Regions from separate parts of the Homo sapiens genome. Here region 2 is linked to region 1. The links are chromatin loops, found by intact Hi-C in ENCODE. Cell type or tissue: adrenal gland. All regions are shown on one strand. Links, peaks and the distances in the headings refer to the core of each region. The heading gives the core; the rest is flanking DNA. Region 1 has its middle 72 kb from the start of MPEG1. Region 2 overlaps DTX4 (deltex E3 ubiquitin ligase 4).

Region 1 (5,372 bases), core at 148-5,147:
TATATATATATATATCATATATATATTTTATATATATATCATATATATATTTTATATATATCTTATATATATGATACGTATCATATAATATATATCTTATATATATGATACGTATCATATATATCTTATATATGATATATATATCTTATTAGTTCTGTCCCTCTAGAGAACTCTAATACAGCAATTAATATTTATACTAAGTATGCTTTCTTAGTTCTCCATGCCCTTAGCACTATCTGTAAAGAGAGATGCTTCCTCACAGCCAATGGGTCTCCCATTAAACACCATCAGGAAATTGACAGGCTACTATTCTCAATCTTCTTTCCATGGGAAGTGGCAGTAATACATTGTAAAGGCCACCAAAAGGGGACAGATAAAATAGCTGAGCGAAGTAAGTTGGCAGACCAAGCTAAATTGGCAGCAAGAGTGCCCCGTATTTCTGATCCACTTGAGGTCCCCCTGATCTGGAAGGGCTCCATAAAAGAAAAACCCTCAATATTCTCCTGTGGAGACATAATGGACCACCTCTCAGGGAAAGAGCTTTCAGCTCTCAGGATGGTGACAATCAGAGGATGGCAATAGGTAAAAATTTATTTAAAACGATCAAACAGATACTTAATGTTTATGAGGCTTGCCTTAAAAATAACTCCAACTAACAGATTCTTCCCCCAGAACACAAAGAATAGGATGCTATTCTATTCCAAGGAAAGACTGGCAGATGGATTTCACCCATATTCCAAGGATAAGGGACATCCAGCATCTCTTCGTATGGGTGGATACCTTCAGTAAGTGGGTAGAAGTATTCCCATGCCAGACAGAGAAAGCCTCTGAGGTAATAAAAGTACTAATCAATGAGATAATTATTTGCTTTGGACTGCCTAAGTACCTCCAGAGTGATAATGGTCTCGAGCTTACTGAACCACAGGGCAATTTCCTCCCACACTCAGCAAGGAAACACCTGAGTTAAATAAAAGAGCCATCCCTGCGATATTTAATGTCACACCGATGCCCATTGCCAGGTTACCAGATATAATTTGGAGAGTCTCATGCCATCTCTGCCTTTAGCAACCTGGTCAAGTATCTGCTGGACTTCTAGGCCACAGAAAGATGGCCACAGAGGGGTGAAGAAATAGGCTGAGGGTTCTTGGGGAGAAAGACACAGTGAGGCAGTAGGAGGTGGGGAAGAAAAGAAGACGGACTTTCACAATGGAATTAGGCACTGGGGAGAGATCAATTTCCCCACGTCAGGGAGAAGAAAGTATAGGTGGGGAAAGGGGTGGCCAGGAGCAGAAGGAAGAGGACTCAAGATGGAAAGGGAGCCGCTGTGCCTGTGGCAATACCACTTGGAGAGGTCGTTTTCATACCTTCAAGCCTTTTCCCCTGGGGTTTTGATTGTGTGGGTGCCCCATTTCTTGTCCTCTCTGCAGATGTCCAGTGAGATTTCCTCCTCCTCGTGCTGTTCTTGTGTGGCTTTCTGGGCAGTAGGGATCTTGAATTTCCTTTCTAACACTACGCCCAGCAAGGCGGGGAGCATTCCTCTGCCCTTTCTCTTGTGCCAACCTGGAAAGGTGCAGTCTAGATTTCAGTGAGAACCCTGCCAGCTGAGCCCTGTGCATCTACTACCTTGACACAGGGTGTTTTCCCACCAGAAGCCCTGCTGTGCTCTCCTGGCCCAAGTAGGGGATTCCATGCCTTCCCTTTCATGGTCTTAGCACCAGCAGCCTAGTTTCTCCCTTCCAGAGTCTCCAGGGATGGCAAATGTAAGTGGAGACAAACCTCGTCAGGTGCCCATCCCCTAAAAGGTTAATTGTGTATACGTGGCTGTGGGTGCCTTTGTGTTTTCATTCTCTTCCGCTTTTTGTTAAATTTGGTTGTCTGTGTGGTTTTATACTTGGTCAAAAGTACTCGTCTTGGTGATGCACTATTGTATGCATGAGAGAATTGGGGGAATGCGCATGTGGTACAAGAAAGAACCCCTGACCCCTTTCCTTCTCTGTGGTCCCCGGCATTAGATTGGGGGTTCTGGGAGAGGCAGGTGAATGTCCTAATGTGAATTGTTCGGTTTGTAACTGGAGTGTTTTGAAGTCTTTGGTGTTGCTCTGAGAGAGGACATCGCCACCTGGTGTTCATGAGGTGTCTGTGCAGAACAATAAATGGCAAATGAACAACCACAAAATTGTTGCTGTTGTTAACCTTCCGCCTTTTGTAGATTAGTGCACCTATTCTGTGAGGGATTTGGGTTGTCTTCCTGAGGGCAACCACAAGCCCTACCACTGGATGCGGGAAAAGTCCCTTCAGCACCCACTTAAAAAATATATCTTCCACATTGTTCTCACCCACACATTTGACCTGGTTAGACTCTTCACCTAACGGAACAGACAATATGGCTGGGAAAATAAGTAAGTGAACATGTGGGAGAAAAACCATCGTTAAAATTGTGAATGTTCATTTTTAAAGGTTCCTTCGCCTGACTACAATATGAAGTATGTTTGAATTGTTGCTTCTGCCTGTTGTTTCTCAAATAAATGTTTAATGTTAATCATCTCAAAACTGACAAGAACACAAAAATAAAATGTAAATGCAGAGCCTCCTTTGTCACCCAAATCTGTGTCTATTTCTGATAGTCCATGGAATGTGGTTTTCTTGGAAGCCAGGGTTGGTCTCCCCACAGACCCTAGCCTAAGGTTACCAGTTAGGGACCCAGGACTTGGAAGGCAGAGCCTGTGAGCTCTTCCATCAGGGATCTGACTCCGCAAAACGACTTGATGAATGCAACTGGCAAACTCCCATGTTCGGACTTCATATGCATGAGCCGTTGGACAGAGGGTTTCTTAGTACATACTTTAATGCATATTTATGTGCGATCTTGTTAGTGGGAATATAAGTTTGTGAAGAACTTCTCATTTCAATAGGCAGTTAATGCATTAAAAGTCTGGGAATTTGGGGCTGTATTTTTCCTTTCTGACTCAATAATCTTCAAAGAATTCATAGGAAAGTCAGTATTTGCAGACAAGTGGTTAACTTGGCTAAAACGTACAAAACACTCAGAACCCACAAAACACTCAGAGGTTTAGAAGAACGTTTTAATGCTTAAGAGGCAGAGTTAAGTAAAGGGGCTATAGAAATCAGTGTCCTTGGCTGGGCAGTCAGGAGAGCAGGGCTCAAATTCTGTGACTCACTTCTCTGTATCTCAGTTGGAAATGAATGGGTATCCTGGTTCCCACCTTCCCACACGCTGTGATACTTCAGACTCCTTGGATGATCTTTTCAGCCCAAGATCTTGATTGTGAACATTAACAAAGAGAACAGTCATCCTTCATAGAAGATAAATCAGTAATGATATTTGATTCAGTGAATAAATGTATCCTTTAAAAAACATTTTGTGGAGGAACATGACAGTGGTGGAGTAATTACAATCAGATGAGATTGGTATTAAAATTGAGTAAAGCCCCAACTGTTGCCAGCTGACAATCATGTGTCCTGCTAACTGCCCCAGGGCTCTCAGCCTGGAACTGAAATAAATGTGTTACAAATGGTGCTGGATGCCTTTTTCAGTTCATTTGAAAACATGGATTTGATCGTGTCAGCTCCCTTTCTGTGGGGAAAAAAAGTAGGGTCCATAATTGGTGTTACCTACTCTGTTTTGGTCTTAGGGAAGAAATAATACTTAGATGTGGGCTTACTTTAACTTCTTGCCTTTTTCACACCCAGAACAATGCAAACTTATTGAAATGTGGCATGTGCGTGTGTGTGTGTGTGTGTGTGTGTGCATATAGCAGGAAGACGGGAAGGGTAAGGACCATCCTTGGAAGAGGAAGGGGTTGTACTTTGGTAACATAGAACATAAAACCATAAAATTTGGTCTATCCAAATCTACAGCTCCTTTCAATGCCCCATTTGTGATGAGCTAACAGGACGGAATCAGGTAGTTGGTTGTGGGTAAGAATTTCAGTTTCTCCTGAGCATGAGAATCTTTTTCAGTTTTTATCTGTCTTTCCTTACTCCTTGTCTACAAACTGTCCCTTCCCCATTGACCTACTAATAGAAGCTTGTATGTTAAAATATTTTTGGAGGACTTCATGACACTAGTCAGAAGTCCAAGAGTGGTCTGGTCTAAGGAAGACTTCATGGGGAAGCTAGAAAAAAGTGGAATTGGTGCAGGCAACATCTTTCTTTTCAGATGCTGTTTAGATGACATGGAGGAGATAACACAGTCTGTCAACAGGGAGCCCTAAAAGTTAAAAAACAGTGGCCAAGCAGGACTTGTGTCTTTTCAGGGTTTTGCCAGGCTCTAGAAGCATGAAATCCAGACAACTTTAAAGGGGGTGTGGGAGAGGAGAGAGAGATGCATTTAAGCAGAAATTCTTACAGCACACACGTTGGAAACCACTGCAGACTTCAGAGTAAATGCATAGTTTCCAAATCCAAATGTTAACATTCCCCCTTCTCTGTTTTTACACAAATGCATTCAGGTGAAGAAAGTGATACATTGGGAAAGGACACCTGCTTCTTATTTTAGTCCCAGGATGGCTTTTGCTTCAAGAGTCCCAACTGTTCCCTCTCCCCAACCCCACCCTTGTCCATGTAGCAATATGAATTGCCTGGCCCAGAGACCTAAACAAGAAGTCACAAATTTCTGTGTGATTTGGTTGCACTTGCCATTTCAACACTTAGGAAAATAGAAGTAATCAGAAATGACCATGCTGTTTGGAGATGAGAGAAACCCTTTTCAGGGAGAGATTTAAGCTGGACTCTGCCCCTGCTCTTCGTCAGGATTGTCTCCAGTTGCTGCAGTGCCTGGAACCAAACTCTGCCTCTTCCAAAATGCCAAGTATCCCCTCTTCTTGAATTTCCGGGTGCCACAGATGGCCAGGGTGATGACAACAGCCAGAATGGTGGTGGCTCCCACTACGATACCAGCCGTAGCCCCTCCTGACAGACCACCACCATCCTTATGGATGGCACTCATGGTGCTGCGCAGCTCTAATTGTTCTCCCAGCCTCCACTGGTGGGTCTGGGAATCTTTAATCTAGGATCTCGCATTCTCAGAACTGGTCACTATGACAGTGTTGGCATCAGCCTCACTCATAAGGGGTGGCTGGGTGAAAGGCGGGAGACTAGCAGGGGGAAGGAACTTTTCTGTAAAGAGCCCAGCCTTGACACAGTAGGACACTTGGCATCCATTGCTGATGAGGGCTAGGTGCTGGCTGAAGCCTCTCGGACACTTTTTCAGGGAAGGTGCCCCTAAATCTTTGGATGTGGCTGGAACCACCAGGGGTTCCCAACTGTGCAGCTGAAGAACCCACCAAAAGGGACCGCAAACCTGCTTCCCAACTCATAGTCCTGAGAAACGCATACCTTGAGGTTTTCAA
Region 2 (5,372 bases), core at 155-5,154, 98 kb before region 1:
CAGTTGTCTTAAGTTCAAATGACATACTAAGTGTATAGACTTAGCACAGTGCTTGACACATAAGAGTTCAGTCAGTATAGGCTGCTGTCATTGTGATTGCTGTTATTATTGTTAACAGGTGTCCATGTAGGGGAAGTCAAAGCTGAGTAGGGTCTGACATCCCACCTTGTCTCTGGTGCCCTTGACAAATGCCAAGTGACTTCATTTCCATCACTGAGGGAGAGGCACCCAGGTGGCTTTGAATCTCGATGAGGGAGTGGAGTCAGCAGCTTTATCTATCTTCTTTATTTCCTCTGCCCGCTCATAGAATTGGGGCTAGAGAATGGGTGGAGGTCTGAGCAGTACAGTTTCAAAAGGGCTATAGAAACAAGTTGTTTTCTTTTTTTTCTCTCTACTCTGTTTTCCTGATGAGGGAGGCCCCTGCCTACTCCTCTCGATCTTCCAGCCCTTTGCTTTTCACCTCTTACCACCTCCCTCACCCCCAATCCCATCTTCTCCTCCAGCCTTTCTTGGCCATTTAATTAGCGTGTTTATTCCCTTTGTCTGGCATTGCCATCGACCTTCTGTCATTGCAGGGCCCCTTTCCCCCTCCTCTCTCTGCCCATGACCTCTTCCAGCAACTTTCCCACGGAAAAAGGAAGACCAGGGAGGGCGGGAGGAGTGGGATGAAGAGAAAGGTTTGGGGGCAGGAACAAAAGATCCTGTGAATTATTCAGAGACAGAAGCAGGGGTTTTCTAAAGGGAAGCAAGAAGGGGGCTGTGCAGTGGAGGCAAGCGTCACCCCTCTAGCCCCCTCCTCTAGAGCTGAGGATTCTCTGTCTCCAGCTAGGCCTCAGTTGCCGTAGAGACAAGATCCTTGTCCTGCTGGAGGATTCCTGGACTGGTGCATAACTCCGAGAAAAACACTGCTTCTCATCATGGTGACTGCAGAGATATACTCCCTCCCTCAAAACTCCTTTCTCTGCCACCTTGCCAGCTCTCTTCTCTTGTCTTAGTTTTATGTTTTAGCGACAGAAACAAAAGACCCTCCATATCAGGGAACAGGCCAACTGAATGGGGGCAGGGGGTGTCTTATGATTGGCCAAGCAGTGGTTAGGACAGACAGTTTTGGCTGATGGAGTTGCCTGAAGGATGTGAGATGCATGCCTGCCATTGGGTTGCAGTTTTCTAGGAGAGCTCAGGCTTTTGAAGCTGAGGCCCCAAAAGGGTGTGACCAGCTGGGACTTCATGGGCTGTTCTCCAAGGTTTAACCAGTAATAGTGGGGGAGGTGAGATCAACCGTCTCAAGTACTGCCCAGCACTCAACTTTATGCTGGATACCCATGACCTCGAGAATCAGAAAATTGGAATATTAGAGCAGAAAACGTCTTTATTCAGCCCAATGCCCCTTTTATACTTGGGAGGTAAAAGCATAAACAGTCACCCAAACTTGCACAGGGCTCAGCTGTTTACAGTTAGTTGACCTAGTTCCTAAATCCTCACAGGGACCCCATGGGGCAGACATTTAGGATGCCCTGTTCACGGCTGTGGTAACTTAGATATGGTCAACAGAACGCAGAGAGGCTGTGCGGCTCTCCCAAAGGCAAAGCAGGTCAGTGCTGAGCGGGGCTAAAACAAAGACTCCCTGACTCCAGTGCAGAGCTCCTTCCATTACACGGTTCTGGATTTCACAAGCAAATATACCCCTTCTCCCCAGACCCCTCCTTCCCAGAGCCCAGTGACAAGCCTACCCGCCATGTCATTCCTCTCCTCAAGTGGCAGGGACATGTATCTCTCCCACCTGTTGAACCCATAGTCTTCTTGTGTGTCCCAGGTCCACATGCGGGCCCTTCCCTCCCTCTCTCCACATCTTGCCCCTGAGTTCTTGAGCTGCCTGAAATGTGTGGTGTTCTGGGGATTGGATTATTTCCTGGTTGGCCAGATTGGGTGTGGAAACCTGCCAGTCCAGTTTATGGGAACAAAGGTGGCTTTTGTCACCCAGATCACAGCTACTTATCAGCTGGAGTGGGGGCTCTGAAGATGGCGAGGGAGAAGGTAGGTGCAGGTCTGGGTTCTGAGTGCTGCCCCCTGCTGGGGAGCTGGGAGCAGGACACAGGAAGCCGGGTCTTTTCCCCAAACCTCTCCAGAAAGAGCTGGGCGAGGAGAATCGGCCATAAGTGGAGGACTCAGGGCTTGGGTGGCCATTTTTTTCTCAGATATTGGTGGGAAGTTGTCAGCCAGTTTCCGTAGCGTCTTCTAACCCAAGACCCTCACAGTTTTACAGATGGGGAAATTGAGGCTCAGAAAAGTTAACTACCTTAGCGAGAAACTCCTGGCAGGGATGGGACTTGCACCTGATTTTCCTGACTGCCCATCCACCATACCATGCCTGGCCCTGGGGAGCAGGTCACAGAGTCCAGAAACAAGTCCATTCTTCTTTTCTTGGCCCAGTGGCCCTTGTTTTGTATTCAGCTTTCTCCTCCATCCTCCCATCCTGGTTTGATTTATCCTGGGGACAGTTTCAGAAGAAAAGCGGCTTTGGGTGGCCTGGTGAGACACAAACATTCCCATTCCCACATCTGTTCTTTCACATCCATCTCCCAGCATTGGTGCACATGTCATCATCCCTGGGAAGGGACAGAGCCCCAGGCAGGCTCAAAGTAGGTTAGAGCTGGGGAAGAACCTTCCTTACAGGCATGAGGGGCAGAGACAGACCCCACTGCTTGGCATGGAGGTCCCGTTGCAGCTTTCCCCATTCCTAGTGGTGGGTTTATTCATTACGCTCTCTGAGTTTCTGGTCTATGTTTGCAGTGTGGGATGTTATAAGGATTACGTAAACACAAGAGCCTGGCATAGTAAATGGGCTCTGGTGCCAGATTTTCTGGCTTAGCTGTGTGATCTTACCAAGTTTCCTTAACCTCTCTGTGCCTCAATGTAGTTGTCTCTAAAATGGTGTTAATGACTGCACCTCTTGCATAGGATGTTGGAAGGATCAGACAGGTTTATATGCTGTGAGCAGTTGGAGCCACTGTTGGGGGGAGGTGAGCTCTGTGCATGTTGGTAACTGTAACATGTGAGTGAAGAAGGGCCATGAGCCATGTGTTCACTGCTGACCCCCAGCATCGGGAATAGCAAACAACACAAAGTAGGGCTCAATAAACACTTTTTGGATGGATAAATCAATACATAAATATTCTTTTTTTCCTCCTCTTGCTTTCCCAGCACCATCCTGCCCCCACAGCAGAGCTGTTGGCTTTGCAGGCTGTCTGCCTCCTGGAGTCATCTGTGACCGGGTCCATTAGCCTCTCCAAGCCCAGCTGCAGGAGTGTGGGTGACAGAGAGGATGGCGCAAGACCCAGACCCATGTGTCCCATATTTTCCAAGTCAGCGCTGTGGGAGGGCCGCGCCTTTCCCAGGCAGCTGTGCCATCTCCTCTCCAGCCTGGCTGGAGTTGCTGGGGAGAAGGACAGAAAGGGGAGGAGGCTTTGCCTAATATTTATATATGTCTCAGGGAAAAGGAGAAGTGACAGCTGTTCTAGCAGTGGTTCCAAATGTTAGGCTGGGGATTGCTACATCTGCAGCTTCTCAGGAGCTTTGGGAAATGCAGCTTCTCGTGCTCCACAGGTGGATATTCTGGTCTGGATCTGGGACCTTGTCCTTCTAAAAACATCTTAGGTGACTCTTTTGTACACCCTGGTTTGAACTTGCTTCTTTGTTTTTTCATCCTTCAACAAATATCAATTGAATGCCTACTAGTGCCTGGCTCTGAACAAAACAGACAAAGATATTTTGCCCTTTGTAGAGCCTAGATTCTAGAAGGGGGCATAATAAGCAATAATTTCTTTTAAAGGATCCTAAGTAGAGCAGGAGTCCTGGCGTGGGATGGAGGGGTGGGTAGCAATATTCAATACTATGGTCTCAGGAACCTCACCTGATAGGTAGGATTTAAGCCAGGACTGAAGGAGTTGTAGGAGGAAACTAAGCAGTTGTCTGGTGGAAGGGCATTTTGGGTACAGGGAACAGCATATGCAAAGGCTCTGAGGCAGGAGTGCACCTGGCTCCTTGAGAGCTGAGTGATATGAGAGGAAGCAAGATGAATAAGAGAAGCTGGGTGGCAGTGTTGGCAGATCGTGCTGGGCTCTGTAGGCCTTGCTAGGACTTTAACTTTGACTCTGAGTGAACTGAGGAACATAGTTCTGAGGTTCTGAGTGGTGGCATGACATGGCCTGACTTAGGTTTTGAAGATGTCACTTCCTGCTGTCTGCTGTGTTAAGCACTTAACTGCATTTTATTAGAATTAAATACTGGTCCATTTTGTTCCACGTGTCAAAATGACATTGTATCTGCTCTTTCCTTTCACAGGGTCCCCACAGTCCCAGTGAAGAACCTAAATGGGTCCAGTCCTGTCAACCCTGCCTTGGCAGGTAAGAGAAACCCCAGGATGCTCTGGGTTAAGGTAGAGAAATCAGAGTGATGAAATAGGTCATGAGCATTTGTGGAAAAAAAGGAGAGAATCTAGATATTAATGAAAGCAAATGGTGATTTTAGGAATTGCATGGGAAGGGTATGAAGAGTTTGGAAGAGAACTGATTACTAAAAGGAAAGCATGCAATTGAAGATAAGTGAGTGAATGAATAAGTTTCTGGGGAAAGTACAGGGTAGAGAATCCAGGAATTATGAGAACTTTCTGCTGGAAAGGAGGAGAGTAGGTTAATGGGGAAAGAGGAATTTGGGGAATGTTGAGAGCTAAGTCTCCAGTCTTTCCTCACCCATGCCCTGCCCCTTCCAGGAATCACTGGGATCCTCATGAGTGCAGCGGGGCTGCCTGTGTGTCTCACCAGGCCACCAAAGCTGGTCCTACACCCACCCCCCGTCAGCAAGAGTGAAATAAAATCCATCCCAGGGGTTTCCAACACAAGCCGCAAGACCACCAAAAAACAAGCCAAGAAAGGTACCAGCCTCTTGTCTCGTGGGGTACTGAGAGTCAAAGACTTGGCTGTCAGCCCTGAGTCTGCCTCAACCTCCAAGGGTCATAGCCACGGCTTCACCCTCTGTGCCTCAATTTCTGCATCTGTAAGTGGGCCTAACCAGTAAATCTTGACGATTATACCACAGCTGATGTGTATGGATCAGATGGAAACACCTTGAGAAATAAAAATATACAATGCAAAAGTATAGAAACATAAAAATATAAGGCGTGGTACAAAGAAAATATGTTAGAAGAGAAAGATGACTTTGGCATTGGAACCAAAACAGACTGGATTCAAATCGTACCTTTGTTTCTTGCAAGTTGTGTGACCACATGGAGCCCCTATTTTCTCATCTTTATAATGAAGTAAAAATAGTCACAACTGGTATAACTGGTATCCAGCAGGTATATCCTGGAATGCATC

Evidence for each region. Peaks named below come from ENCODE experiments on the same cell type or tissue, not always from the same donor. Only the 100,000 strongest peaks of a DNase experiment are listed, where the experiment ranks them.
Region 2: it touches region 1 in a loop (2.7-fold over the local background); 91 of 110 quality-filtered maps call a loop at or near these places.

What each region holds. Positions count from the first base shown.
Region 1 is chr11:59,282,598-59,287,969 of GRCh38, forward strand. It overlaps the pseudogene LOC643709. Among named protein-coding and RNA genes, the nearest start is that of MPEG1, 72 kb to the left of the region's middle. In adrenal gland, for the core only: a CTCF peak has its summit at 2,105 (motif pointing left); a DNase peak (open chromatin) is centred at 2,055.
Region 2 is chr11:59,184,394-59,189,765 of GRCh38, forward strand. It overlaps DTX4 (deltex E3 ubiquitin ligase 4), which reads left to right. Exons shown (of 9, transcript NM_015177.2): 3 at 4,342-4,403; 4 at 4,769-4,930. It overlaps LOC124902675 (a long non-coding RNA gene), which reads right to left. Exons shown (of 4, transcript XR_007062682.1): 1 at 5,254-5,372; 2 at 2,297-2,488. Among named protein-coding and RNA genes, the nearest start is that of DTX4, 15 kb to the left of the region's middle. RefSeq lists a silencer at 2,042-2,131. In adrenal gland, for the core only: a CTCF peak has its summit at 2,033 (motif pointing left); a DNase peak (open chromatin) is centred at 1,838; H3K27ac peaks cover 4,182 bases.